Linked DNA regions of Homo sapiens: all the other regions are linked to region 2. A link is a loop called in an ENCODE intact Hi-C map of the cell type or tissue named here. Cell type or tissue: CD4-positive, alpha-beta T cell. All regions are shown on one strand.

Region 1 (5,000 bases), 71 kb after region 2:
GAAAAGTGAACTAGGTAACAAATGAGAAGACTTACATACGCTTAGTTCTTGCAGGAGGAAAGGAACTATCTGGGTATGGAAAAGGTTACTAGGCAAGATTGTGATTGAAGAGAAAGGATAATGATAAAGGGGCTTTGCAGAAGCTCTGGTTAGAAGAAATAACTAATAGTAATGAATATGTATCTCTCCAACCAATGAGAAGCATATGATGAGGCAGAGTCACTTGTCTCTGGCAGTCCAAGCTACTAAGAAGCACAAATAAAATATATAGTAGCAGGGGGAGATGGGAAGGGTGAGAGAATGTAGGATAAATTACCATTCAAACTGCCGGTAGAAATATAAAATTGTAAGGAATAAATTCCACAAAAAAATACAGTGTTTTAATTACAAAAATTTACCATGCAGCATAAAGACATAAATGATTTAAGAAACATGACATGTTCAGAGATGGGAGTGTAATTTTGGGCTTGTATTTTCAAACAAAATTCATATGACAATGAGAATTCAAACAGTTTAGATTATTAAAATTAAATTTAATGAAGTTGGTAGCTATATTCTGGTTATGTACAAGAATGTATCCTTTTCTTAGGAAATACACACTGAAGTACTTAAGGATAAAGAGTTCTGATGAGTGCAATTTCAGGAAAAAAAATATATAAGTACAAAATACTATTCTTATTGCAAGTTTTCTTTAAGTTTACTTTTTTATTTTTTTTTTTTGAGCAGAATAGTTGTCCAGGTGCAGTGGCTGACTTATTTATTTATTTATTATTTTTTTAATATATATGTTTTATTATACTTTAAGTTCTAGGGTACATGTACACAACGTGCAGGTTTGTTACATATGTATACATGTGCCATGTTGGTGTGCTGCACCCATTAACTCATCATTTACATTAAGTATATCTCCTAATGCTATCCCTCCCTCCTCCCCCCTCCCCACAACAGGCCCCCATGTGTGTGATGTTCCCCTTCCTGTGTCCAAGTGTTCTCATTGTTCTTTTTTACAAACTAAAATGAAAAAATCTACATGAGGCTATAAAAATATTACCTCTATAAAATAAAAACAAAATGGAATGTAAAAAGAGACTGGACACACCATAATGTGAAGATTCTCCTTTTTTGTGTACTCATATATCCAAAAAGGAAACTTTCCATTTTGTAGTTGGGAAGTAGAGCCAAGATGTAGGAGTAGGAGGGGAGTTGAGAACCAACAATTCAGTAAAAATGCTTTCAGTCAATTCCCATCTGTACTCAAAAAAAAAAAAAAATTTTTTTTTTTGAGACAAAGTCTTGCTTTTGTCCCCCAGGCTGGAGTGCAATGGCTTGATCTCAGCTCACTGCAACCTCCGCCTCTTGGGTTCAAGCGATTCTCCTTCCTCAGCCTCCCGAGTAGCTAGGATTACAGGCACCTGCCACCATGCTTGGCTAATTTTTGTATTTTTAGTAGAGACGGGGTTTCACCATGTGGCCAGGCTGGTCTCGAACTCCTGACCTCAGGTGATCTGCCCTCCTCGGCCTCCCAAAGTGCTGGGATTACAGGTGTGAGCCACTGCACCTGGCCTCAAAATTTAAATAATTAGGTAACAAACTATGACACAATTATATACAGTCCTTCAAAACAATGTTTTAGAAAGATATTTAATGACAAAATAGAGTTGTTTACCATATGTTAAATTTAAAAGGAGTTACAAATTAGCACATTCACTGTGATCTAAAACCTCTAAATCTGTTTATGTTTTTATTTATATCTACATTTATAGCTTTGAAGCCCTCCCAATATCAACTGTCACCCAAGGTTCTAAAATACAATAAAAGTGATCTTGTTTTCTTCTGTTCTTGGTTATAATTCTAAGATGGTCTGACAAGTCTATTGTGATTGACTTTAAAAATACAGATGTTAAATGAAATCTGTATGTGGAACTATTGGTCTCAATGATATATGCAACTCTGGAAGTTGGGTACTCAGCTTTATCTAATCTCTCCCTTTGCTCACCTCCACCAGGCTTGCAACGCCCTCTACAGTCCAGGCAACAGGTACATGGTTTTCAATCCCATTTGAACTGCTTCTGGGTCTCCCTATGTTGCCTAGGCTGGTTTCATACTCCTGAGCTCAAGCAATCCTCCCACCTTGGCCTCTCAAATTGCTCAAGCATCTTCTCTGAACCCAGTTGAATAAAACTGGAAATTAATAAGAAGAGAAATTTGGGAAACTATAAAAATACATGGAAATTAAACAATATGCTCCTGAATGACCAGTGGGTCAATGAAGAAATTAAGAGGGAAATTGAAACATTTATTGAAACAAATGACAATGAAAACACAACATACCAAAACCCATGGGATACAGCAAAAGCAGTAATAAGGAGGAAGTTTATAGCTATAAGTGCCTACATCAGAAAAGGAGAAACTTTAAATTAGCAATCTAATGATGCATCTTAAAAACTAGAAAAGCAAGAGGAAACCAAAGCAAAAATTAGTTGAAGAAAAGAAAAAGTAAAGATCAGAGTGGAAATAAATGAAATTGAAAAAAATACAAAAGATCTATGAAACAAAAATTTGCTTTTTTGAAAAGTTAAACAAAATTGACAAACCTTTAGCAAGACAAACTAAGAAAAAAAGAGAGAAGATCCAGATAAATAAAATCATAAATGGAAAAGGAGACATTACAACTGATACTGCAGAAATTCAAAGGATCATTAGTGGCTACTATGAGCAACTATATGCTATAAATTGGAAAACCTAGAAGAAATGGACAAAGTCCTAGACACATGCAACCTACCAAGATTAAAACAGGAAATAACTCAAAACCTAAAAAGATCAATAACAACAAGATCAAAGTCACAATAAACAGTCTACCAGTAAATAAATTCCAGGACCTGATGACTTCACTGCTGAATGCTACCAAACATTCAAAGAAGAACTAATACCAATCCTACTCAAATTATTCCAAAAAATAGAGAAGGAGGGAATACTTCTACAAGTATTTTATGAGGGAATACTTCTAAACTCATTCTATGAGCCCAGTATTACCTTGATACCAAAACCAGACAAAGACACATAAAAAAAACCTGTAGGCCAATATCTCTGATGAATATTGATGCAAAAATCCTCAACAAAATATTAGTAAACTGAATTAAACAATACATCAGAAAGATCACTCATAACAATCAAGTGGGATTTATCGCTGGGATGCAAGGATGGTTCAACATACACAAATTAACGTGATACATCACATCAACACAATGAAGATAAAAATAAAATGTTCATTTTAATTGATGCTGAAAAAAGCATTTGATAAAATTTAACATCATTTCATGTTAAAAATTCTCAAAAACTGGGGATATAAAGAACATACTTCAACATAATAAAAGCCATATATGACAGACCCACAGCTAGTATCATACTGAATGGGGAAAAACTGAAAGTCTTTTTTCTAAGATCTGGAACATGACAAGGATGCCACTGTCACCACTGTTATTCAACATAGTACTGGAAGTCCTAGCTAGAGCAATTAGACAAGAGAAAGATATAAATGGCATCCAAATTTAAAAGGAAGAAGTCAAATTATCCTTGTTTGCAGAGGATATGCTCCTATATTTATAAAAACTTAAAGACTCCACAAGAATACTATTAGAACTGATAAATTCAATAAAGTTCCAGGATAGAAAATCAGCACATAAAATCAGTAGAATTTCTATATGCCAATAGTGAACAATGTGAAAAAGAAATTTAAAAAGTAATTCTATTTAAAATAGCCACACACAAAATGAAATACCTAGGAATTAACTTGACCAATGAAGTGAAAAATCTCTATAATAAAAGAAATTGAGGAATAAGAAATCTCTATAATAAAAGAATTTTTTATAATAAATTCTGTATTCTATTATAATTCTATAATAAAGGAAATTGAGAATAAGAAATCTCTATAATACAAGAAATTTTTTTATAATAAAAAAAGGAAACATGTTCCATGTTCATGGCTTGGAAGAATCAATAGTGTTAAAATGTCCATACTACCCAAAGCAATCTACAGATTCAACACAATCACTATCAAACAACCAATGACATTTCTCACAGAAATGGAAAAAAATCTTAAAATTATATGGAACCACAAGACTCAGAATAGCTAAAGCCATCCTAAGCAAAAAGAATAAAACTAGAAGAATCACATTACTGACTTCAAATTATGCTACAGAGCTATGGTAACCAAAACAGCATGGTACTGGCATAAAAACAGACGTATAGACCAGTGGAATGGACTAGAGAACCCAGAAGCAAATCCACAAGCCTACAGTGCACTCATTTTTGACAAAAGTGCCAAAAACATACACTGGGGAAAAGACAGTCTCTGCAATAAGTGATGCTGGGAAAACTGGATATTCATATGCAGAAGAATAAAACTAGACTCGTTTCTCTCATCATATACAAAAATCAAATCAAAATGGATTAAGGACTTAAATCTAAGACCTCAAACCATGAAACTACTACAAGAAAACATTAGGGAAAATCTCCAGGACATTGGTCTAGGCAAAAATTTCCTGAGTGATACTCTACAAACACAAGCAACCAAAGCACCAATGGAGAAATGGGATTACATCAAGTTAAAAAGCTTCTGAACACAAAGGATACAATCAACAAAGTGAAGAGACAACCCACAGAATGGAAGAAAATATCTCCAAACTACCCATCTGATGAGGGATGAATAACCAGAATATATAAGGATTCAAACAACTCTATAGGAAAAAACTAATAATCCAATCAAAAGTTGGGCAAAAGATTTGAATAGATGTTTCTCAAAATAAGACATACAAATGACAAACAGGCATATGAAAAGGTGCTCAACATCATTGATCATCAGAGAAATGCAAATCAAAACTACAATGAGGTATCATCTCACTCCAGTTAAAAATGGCTGATATCGAAAAGACAGGCAATAGCAAATGCTGGGAAGGATGTGAAATAAAGAACACTTGGACACTATTGGTGGGAACGTAAAT
Region 2 (5,000 bases):
GAACCTGGGAGTCAGAGGTTTCAGTGAGCCAAGATTGTGCCACTATGCTCCAGCCTCCAGAGAGTGTGAGATTCTGTCAAAAAAAAAAAAAAAAAGACATTAGAGATACCTATGCAAATGGAAAGATATACTATATTCATAAATAAAATATCCAAAATATAAACACAATTTTTCTCTGAGTTAATCTATAGAACCAATGCAGTTCTACTCAAAATCCCAACATAATATTGTGGAATCACTATGCTGATTATAAATAATTATAGAAGAGCAATTGTTTAAGACTAGCCTACAAGTTAGTTACACATGCAAATAAACAGTTTGGTTTCTTTACTAGTTATACATAGAAAGAAACAGGTTGGTAAGATTTTGCCCGGCTAGTCCTCAATCTATCATCAGACTTAAGTATAAATAGGAGAGTTGTATTGATGCATGGATAAACCTATAGACAAACGAACAAAAACAGTGGGCCCAGAACCAACTCACTCATATGTAAAATCATATGTATGTTGGAGTTGGCATTGGAATTTACTTATGAAATAGTGCAGTAAGTCATCCTGAGAGAATTTGTTATCCAGACGGAAAACTCAACATTGGATTCATACAACATAGTATCCACAAAAATCAATTCAATTCAGGCTAATCAAATGTGAACAGGAACCACAGTGAACTATCACCTTATCCCAGTTGGAATGCCTACTATCAAAAAGGCAAAAACAAAAAAATGCTGGTAAGGAGGAGGGTAAAAGGGAACTTTTATACACCATTAGTAGGAATGTAAATTAGTACAGCCATTATGGAAAACTGTATGGAGGTTTCTCAAAAAACTAAAAATAGAGCTATCATACCATCTAGCAATCCCATTACTGAATATTTAGCCAAAGGAAAAGTAATTTTTAAATTTTTAAAATAGAAAATTTAGAAGATTATTTTATGAACTGAAGTAGGGAAATATTTCTTAACAGGGATGAAATAGCAAAAAAAATTTAAAATTTTTAATAAATATACTTTAATACATATTTTAAAAAACTTAATCAAAATACACTTTAAAAACATGACACAAATTGGAAGAAGTTATTTTTAATACATATAATATAGGAAAATTAAGTTGTAAAAACTAAAATTTAAGTCTTATAAGCTTAAATCTATCTATACATATGACATTTTTATATTTATAAAAATAATAAGAAATTCAGTGCCACTCCAGGGATGACAGCTAGTTTGTGAAAAGGAAGCATAGCAGGTCAATACATAATGTGAAAAGATTTCCACCCTTATTAGTAATCAGATAAACACATTTCAAATCACTAGGAAGTATCATTTAATTCTCAAGAGATGGGCAAAATGAAGTCTGACAATAATTTATTGGCAAGAAAATTCATTAGTGTGAACAATTAAACACTTCTAGTGGGGGTATAAATTCATACAACTAGTTATGGTAAAGTTGTAAACACAAATATAGTGCATAGAACTTCTAGTCTTAGACACTGGTTCTAAAGAAACATTAGGTATGTGGACAAGGAAGCATGCACAGGGATGTTAACAGAGGTGTAGGTCATAATAGCAAACAGAAAGAAAAGAAATAACCAGAAGTCTATCATGGAAAGGTTCTCAGAAGCAAAATTCCTGCACCCTTGGTTATGGATCCACAGAGGCTTCATGTGAAGAAGGCATTCAGATCAAATGCTCAAAGTGGAGTAAGATATCATTGTCTTTCACAGAATCACTTAATAGACTGCAGCAGATCTCCCTTGACCAACCCCCCAAAACCAGTCAAATTCTTCATTTTCCCCAAAGTGAGGACTCCCACATTAAGAAGCCCTCAGTACTGAGATAACTAGCAGATAAACTCATCCATTGCAAGGGTGGTCTTGATGCAGGGCCAGCAAGCCTCAAAACTGGGGCTTCACCCGAGAGTGTTCTTGGCTTCACTCGGGAAAGATTCCAAGGATGAGACAGTGGTGTTAGACAGCAACTTTTATTGAACCAAGCTACTCCTTGCAGAGCAGGGTTACCCCATAGGCAGTGTGCCCAGAATAGTAGCTCAGAGGCAGTTCTGCAGTCATATTTATACTCACTTTTAATTATATGCAAATTAAGAGGTGGACTATGCAGAAATTTCTAGAAATACGGTAGAAATTTCTGCATAATCCACCCCTTAATTTATAGATGGTAACTCCAATTACCACTTCAATGACCCCAGTGGGTCATTATTGCCATAGAAAGAAGTGGTAACCTCTGGGTGTTGCCATAGCAATGGTAAACTGACATGGCACACTGGTAGGCATGTCTTATGGAGAGGTGCTTCTGCCCCATCCCTGTTTTAGTTAATTCTCAATTTGATCTGATGTCCGAGCCTCACCTACTACTTCAGTCTTATGACCCCCAGACTCCCCAGTTGATAAGAAGATGCATGAGTAAAGGAGGAAATTGAGAGATGCTTCCTTTCGGTGTCCAAGTGTCAAAAAGGATTCCTAGTCTTAATTAAGAAATCTACTGAAAGAAAGTGATTACAGAATTTACAAGTTGACTTGGTGATGCCTCGAAAAGAGTGAGAAAGCTACAACAAACTACAAGACAGAAAAACCACGAGAGCTAAAAATGAGCATTTTGTGGTACCAATCTTGCTGTAAAAGTCTTAATATTTTGTGTATCTTTCTCAGCACTAGACTAGAACATATATGCCAATGGGTAGTGATACACAACTGTCACTGGTAAAGTTGCATACCAATTCACAATCCTATTCTCATACCCAAGTTACTACTACACATTGCTCTTGAGTCAGTAGCTGCATTTGCCACCCTGGCTCAAAATATCAGCCATCACATTTAGTAAATTCTAACATACAAAGCAAATTAGCACTGATTTATCAGATTTACCATTGGGTGGGGTGAGGAGGAGGAGGATGCTGGCTGACTTAGCCCAGTCCCTTAAGAGCTCTGTTCCAGAGAATATACTTGTGCTCTTCCTCCATGGCCCAGCATATGCACAGGGCTCCAGTCATTTGCCTCCAGCAGGGGGCTCTTCCACACTCATTCACAGTCAGCTGGATTCCAATCTCTGCTCAAGTGTGAGCAATGTAGATCCAGCCCCCTGGTTAATGTATTCATCACTGTTCAAGCCCAGTCTCTTTCAGATGTTGAGACAGTGGCCCTAACTCTGTGTGGCTGGCCCAGAGCTGTGCACCTACCCTCACTTTCATACCACATTAATTTCAGATCCTTATTGTCATGGGTTTCCCAACTACTTTTTTTTCTTCAGGGGAAACCTCCACAATGTAGTTTCTAATATGTTGAATTCATACTCCAGAAAGTGTCCTGTAGAATAATGTCTTACTGAAAACGGCCATCACAGCCAGGAGTCCTTAACTATGTTCTTTGATACCCTTAGTTACAGTTTGTTGTCATGTTCTTCACATCTTGTGTGAAGATTGTTCAAGTATTGGCCAAAGGATATGTCACTATCTAAAATTCACATTGAGAACCTCAGAGTAACTAATAATAAGTGTGATGCTTGTAGGAAAAGAAGAGCTGTTTGGTCACAGGATGTGGTTATTAGAATAGGGTTGTGGTTGAAGGGGAAGGATGATGACATAAATCTTTGCATAAACCACATTAACATGAAACCTTGATATTATCATTACATACTTTTCTTTTTATCTAATAAGGCAAAGTAGAGAAGTCAGCATCATTTGTCTCTGGCAGACTAAACTGTCAAGAAGGCATACCCAAGGTTGGTGGCAGGGGGAGCTTCATTAGCATTAGGAATAATAGAAAATATCAAAGAATAAGTTTTGTAAGAAATACATAGACTCAACAGAAAGTAAAAAATGTACTTTACTGAAAAGAAAACAAACTATAAATGAATCATGAAGTTGGATGGAGATATAATCTATAGATTTAAAACTGTTTTTATTCAAAATAATGAGATTTTAAAAAATAATAAATGTTCTGAAAGTCTAGGATAAGTATACTGTCCTGTATTGTTGATTTTTTAAAGAGTAGTAGAGTGTATTATATAGCATATTATATAAAGACATGGGCCTGAGTTAGGCAGTCTTTTTGTTTGTTGAGGTAAAATTCACATAACAAAATTAACCCATTTTAAGGTGCACAACTCAGTAGCATTTAGTGCATTCACCATGTTGTACAACCATCACTTCTATGTAGTTCCATAACATTTTCATCACCTCCAAAGGAGACCTTGTACCCATTAAACAGTCACTCCCCATTCCCACTTCCTCCTCAGCAACCACAATCTGATTTTAGACAGGCCTTGTTTTGCATCTATGGTAGTGCAATTTCTACATCAATCTATGCAGAAGGAGCTTAGGCCCAGAATTCTGCATGGTGGGTAGGAGCTGTGGCTTGTCTTGAAGCTGGATGTGCTTGCATAGCAAATGCTTTATCTTTATTTATGTGTGTTTGGGTTATTTAAAAAAGAATGTCTTATGAATATTATGGCTATATTGTTAATTTTCAAAGTGTTTTTGTTGTTTTACCTATGGAGAAAAGATTAATAGCAATTTGGTTTGTTTTACAAAGGGACTACCTTCTCCAATGTTTGTGAAAATAATAATTAAACTTTTGTTTGGCTTTGTTTTATGTATATATTTAAAGCTGTCTTGAATTTCTAATCTATCTGTTTTAAGTTTTTTTCTTTTTGTTTATCCTTATTGCTCTCTTAAAATGTTTTCTGTTTCTTCATATTATTTTACATATAACAGGGACTAAAAAATGGTCATGAGTTCAAAGAAATCAGATGAAATTTGGTAGGAATTTGGGGCTAATGTTTCAGGGTCTGATTCTTTCACTGGAGGACCATGAAGGCCATAGCGTGGAATTATTTTCTCTGGGCCCATTCAATTTCTTCTGAGAGGAAACTTCATGTATTTTGTTTGAGGGATAGATGCCAGCCACCTATGTGGCAGAGGTCAGAGTGGAAGAGAGGTGCGGTTAACTATTCCCCATATAATCTTTCAATTAATCTCTTGAAGTGTCCCC
Region 3 (5,000 bases), 79 kb after region 2:
CAGCAGTTCAACAACTACCTCTCTGCCATTCAGTGAGCCATGGAAGTGCCTCCCTAACAAGGTCTGACCTCACCCTTGGAAAGAAAACTGGAGAAGGCTCCTTCTTGGGTGCTCTATCTTAACCTAGGTGATGGGTTAATATCGAGTGTCAACTTGATTGAATTGAAAGATGCAAAGTATTGTTCCTGGGTGTGTCTGTGAGGGTGTTGCCAAAGGAGATTAACATTTGAGTCAGTGGACTGGGAGAGGCAAGACCCACCCTCAATCTGGGTGGGCACCATCTAATCAGCTGCCAGCACCACTAGGATAAAAGCAGGCAGAGGACCGTAGAAGGACTAGACTAGCGGTCTTCCACCCTTCATTTTTCTCCCTTGCCAGGGGCTCTGAGACCTTCAACCACAGACTGAAGGCTGCACTGTCAGCTTCCCTACTTTTGAGGTTTTGGGACTCGGACTGGCTTCCTTGCTCCTCAGATTGCAGACGGTCTACTGTGGGACTTCACCTTGTGATCATGTGAGTCAACACGCTTTAATAAACTCCCCTTTATACATACATCTATCATATTAGTTCTATCCCTCTAGATAACCCTGACTAATACACTAGGGAAGTAGCCATTTCGTATTATATTATATTATGCACTATTATATCTGCCACTGCTATATTATTTAGAGTTCTCTTTACTTCTTTCTAGCCAATCTCTTATTACTCAGATCTCTTGTTAAGATTCGTATTTCTTTATATTGATCTTTCTCATTTTACATTACTGTGTGATTTCCTCTCTCTCCTGACTAGACCCATACTTATAAACCCATAAAATTTCATTCAGGCACGAATCTAGAATAAAAATTATTCTCAGACATGCAAAGATTAGAAAAATTTGCTTCCAGAATATCCTTTTTTGGATATTAACAGACGGTGTGTCGTAGCAAAATTAGGTAGTCAAAGCAAGTAAGAGGAAGATATCAGATACCTGAAACATTATCTTCTACCAAAGAAAACAATGAAGAGAATCCCAAGATGACATCTGCTCAGCAGTCCTGGAAATCATTTCTTTTAGATTGAAACTAGAGAACTAAGGGCACCAGGAAGTGGATAAACATGATAAGTATGATCCCATAAATTTTACAGTATTGTTGAGATATTCAAAACATCTGAGGATATGATTAAAAAGTAGACTACATATATGAGGGAAAAGAAATTGCAAATAGAATCTTCATAAAAATTAAAAGATGCCCAACAAAGGAAATATATTCTCAATAATGAGCACATACGTGTTTAAAAAATACCTGGTTACAAACAAACCATAAATACTATCGGGTTTGAAAATATTAAAGATAAATTATAAATGCCAGAAGTTGGGATATGAAATAAAGAAAAAAGTAGAGCAGGAAAGAATAGGGTTAGCAGTAGCTTCATCTACAAGGAGAAAACTCAAGAGATCTTGAATATAACTGACAGAATAATAGAGTACTGTGTTTAAAAATACAGGGATTGGCCGGGCGCGGTGGCTCACGCCTGTAATCCCAGCACTTTGGGAGGCCAAGGCGGGCGGATCACGAGGTCAGGAGATCGAGACCATCCTGGCTAACACGGTGAAACCCCATCTCTACTGAAAATACAAAAAAAAAAATTAGCCGGGCATGGTGGCGGGCGCCTGTAGTCCCAGCTACTCAGGAGGCTGAGGCAGGAGAATGGCGTGAACCCGGGAGGCGGAGCTTGCAGTGAGCCAGTCGCGCCACTGCACTCCAGCCTGGGGGACAGAGCGAGACTCTGTCTCAAAAATAAATAAATAAATAAATAAATAAATAAATAAATAAATAAATAAATAAATAAAAAATGCAGGGATTACCTACAGAGGAACTAAACATAGTAAGATAATAAAATCACAAGAAAGATGTCAGAGACCTAATTTTTGGTGGTTTAAATTATCTGGTTTCATAACAGGAAGTCAATGGATGTCTAAATTAATACCCCCACATACAAAAACATACGCATATTACTGTTAAAGTCATTGAACTGGGGATAATGACAGTGGAGTAAAGGAATGGCATGAAGGGCTCTTGTTTTCATTAAAATACATCTCTATTGTTTAATCTTCAAACTATATACTGATATCCCAATAAATTTAAAATAGTAATTGTAAAGTAAATATCATTCTTACTGAAATATCAAGAATGCTGCAGATGGTGGCGGAATGTTCAATGTGAAAAAGGATAGTGGCTTGCACTAGAATGACAGCAGTGAAGTTTGTTTTAAGCATGTAATTTTATAGTACCAATCTCTTACCTGTGAGAGCATGTAAAAGACTGAGCTCCTCAGTTCTCAAACAAAAGCAGACTTTAACTCCTGCTCCAGCCATGCTTCTTTGCTTCTCAAACATCCAAAACTGCATCTCAGATTGCATCATATTCTGAGCACATGGAAGGAAGAGTACGGGAAATAAGAGTGGCTGTGTTACCACCCTCAAGGAATCCTGACCCCTCAAATCCAGACCTGCCAAGGGGCAAGGAAAAAAGGGAAAGCGGCAGCTACCTTGAATTTCTAAAGTGCAATGTCCCCACCTACTGGTGAACATGACCCAGTTAACATCCCTACAGCTGTCCATGTCCTCCTAAAACAAGAACCTTGAACTTCTTCCAGTAGTATAGAATCCGTGTCCTTTAGCACAGTTCTACACCAAAAGATAAACAAAATATTAATCCAAAATTTTTACAATGCAATGAGGGTGTGGGAATGATAATTTTAAAACATGCCGCACAAGGTTAGTTTTAAAATAACGCCATCGTTAGCATTCCCATTCCCTACTATCTATCTACTCCTCACAGCTTCTGCTCAGATTGTCTTCTCTCCATTGTCTCTTCCATCTCCCTGTACAAACCTCCTCTCTTACACTGCCTTTCCTGCCAACACACTGCTTCCCCATGTGTTAAGTTGGCAGCCTTTTTTCCCTCTCATTGTTTTCTGGCTTCTGATATTTCAGATAAGAAATTTGATTCCAGTCTGGTTCTCGTCCTTTTATGTGTAAACTGTTTATTTCCTTCTTGGAAGCCAATAGATCATTTTTATTACCATTTTATTTTCTGATTGTGTAGTAAAAATTTTCATCCCTCCAGCTACAGAACTATTTGTATATTTTCATGATTCCACTTGATTCCTTTAAATTGCATGAATCTTATCTAGCCAGAGACTAAAGTCTTCCTTTCCTTCAGAAAAAAAAAATCTTCGATTTTTTATTGTATCCTATATTTTTTCTATTTTTCCGGCACACCTATTATACAGCAGTTGGAGATGGCTGTATAGATAGAACTTTCTCAACATATTTTCACAATTTTATGTGTTCCAAGGTAGTTAAAACAGGAATCTGATTTCTTTTGTACTTTCTTTCCCACCCTCCTATTTTTTTTAAGACTCAGAACCACTACTTGAACACTCTAATTGATAACTGCTTAGTTATTTCTCACCTGCCTTAAAGAGTGTTTCTTCATTATGCTCAAGAATGAGAGCAATTTAAAATGAAATCATTTTAACCTGTCTCCTCAGAGACAAGTTCTGTTGGCTTCTTTTTTTCCTATGTATTATGTGTTGGTAAAATTTTCCAGTTTCTTTGCATGTCTTGTAATTTTTGTTTAATATTGATATTTTACATAAATTCTGATTCCACAATCCCTAGGAGTAAGTGCTCTTGCTGTTTGTTGTTTGTGTTAGTGACTTGCTTGGGCTAGTTCTTCCAAGTCTGTTTCCCCCTAGTATGCAGCCTATGGTGTCTCTGCTAAGTTTGTTTAATAATTTTTGTTTTCATTATTAAGCCTGATTTCCTACAATCACCCCTGGTCATCATAGCTTAATGTCAGCCTATGATTGATGAAAGATTCTGCTTAAACAATTGAGTCAGTAAGGCTTCCACACTTTGCCATTGAACTGAGTGGGATGTGGGAAATGCTTTCAAAGTTCCGGGACTTTACAGGTATGTCCCAATTTTTACTTTCTGCCTTCACATGTCCTTATATTCAGCCAGGTCTCTCCTGAGCAGGCTTAACCAAGCTGATGCAGACAGCTTTCCACACCACTGGGGATAAATGAGATTTTAGCAAGGCTATTTTTGACTATCTCATTCTCTGGATCTCCCTGGTAAAATTCCTGACTGGCCTGCCATCATGACTTCAAGCTAGTTGAGATGTTAGCCTTCCATAATTATTTGCCCTGAGGTCTATGCTGTTTTCTACAAAATGCCAAGACGTTATTTTGAGGGTGTGTGTGTGTGTGTGTGTGTGTGTGTGCATGCATGTGCGTGAGCTCTTTTCCAAAAAATGTGTGTGAGCTCCCTCTGGCAGGTTAAGAAGAGCTGTCTAATCCCATGGCCTGTCCTCCCACACAGGTAGAAATTCTGCACCATAAGTTGAGGTGAAGGAAGTTGGTGAAAGCATACTCTGGCCAAAATAATACTGATTTTGCTGTTTTTATTAGGATTCAGTTTAGATTCTCTTAACTAAATGCTTCTCAATGTTCGTATCCTTTGGTCAATTTCCAGAGTCTTTAAATGATTGTTTTTGGCAACGTTGTCCAATGTTCTCACTGCTTTTTAGATTCGTTGAAATGTTTTGATGTCAATATATGTGGTATATTTTTATGTATTTTCTACGTGAATTTGAAAATAAGCTGTATATAGCATTTGGTACATACACACTTAGGATTATATGTCTTTTTGATGTATTGACTCTTTTTCATTATGAAAAATTTATCTCCAGTAATATTCCTTATTTGTAAAGTTTTCTTTGTCTGATATTAATGTAGCCACTCCAGCTTTCTTGCCCAGTGTATATTTTTTCATCCTTATATTTTTAACCTGTGTCTTCATACTTAAAATGCATTTCTTATGGACAGTGTATGGTCAAAAGTCTTGCTTATTTATCCAGTTTAGAAATATGCATTTAATGTAATTACTGAAGTACTGGATTTAAGTCTACCCCCTTGCTGCTTTTTGTTTTTGGTCCATCTGTTCT

Evidence for each region. Peaks named below come from ENCODE experiments on the same cell type or tissue, not always from the same donor. Only the 100,000 strongest peaks of a DNase experiment are listed, where the experiment ranks them.
Region 1: a loop joins it to region 2, with 8 times the contacts of the local background. A loop is called at or near these places in 24 of 110 quality-filtered maps.
Region 3: a loop joins it to region 2, with 4 times the contacts of the local background. A loop is called at or near these places in 19 of 110 quality-filtered maps.

The regions. Positions count from the first base shown.
Region 1 is chr6:32,690,204-32,695,203 of GRCh38, forward strand. No RefSeq gene overlaps it. Among named protein-coding and RNA genes, the nearest start is that of HLA-DQB1, 26 kb to the left of the region's middle. In CD4-positive, alpha-beta T cell, CTCF peaks have their summits at 2,010 (motif pointing left) and 2,209; a DNase peak (open chromatin) is centred at 2,028.
Region 2 is chr6:32,619,619-32,624,618 of GRCh38, forward strand. No RefSeq gene overlaps it. Among named protein-coding and RNA genes, the nearest start is that of HLA-DQA1, 15 kb to the right of the region's middle. In CD4-positive, alpha-beta T cell, CTCF peaks have their summits at 3,008 (motif pointing right) and 3,218; DNase peaks (open chromatin) are centred at 3,093, 3,553 and 4,253; H3K27ac peaks cover 2,598 bases.
Region 3 is chr6:32,698,132-32,703,131 of GRCh38, forward strand. No RefSeq gene overlaps it. Among named protein-coding and RNA genes, the nearest start is that of HLA-DQB1, 34 kb to the left of the region's middle. In CD4-positive, alpha-beta T cell, CTCF peaks have their summits at 2,514 (motif pointing left) and 2,714; a DNase peak (open chromatin) is centred at 2,560; H3K27me3 peaks cover 198 bases.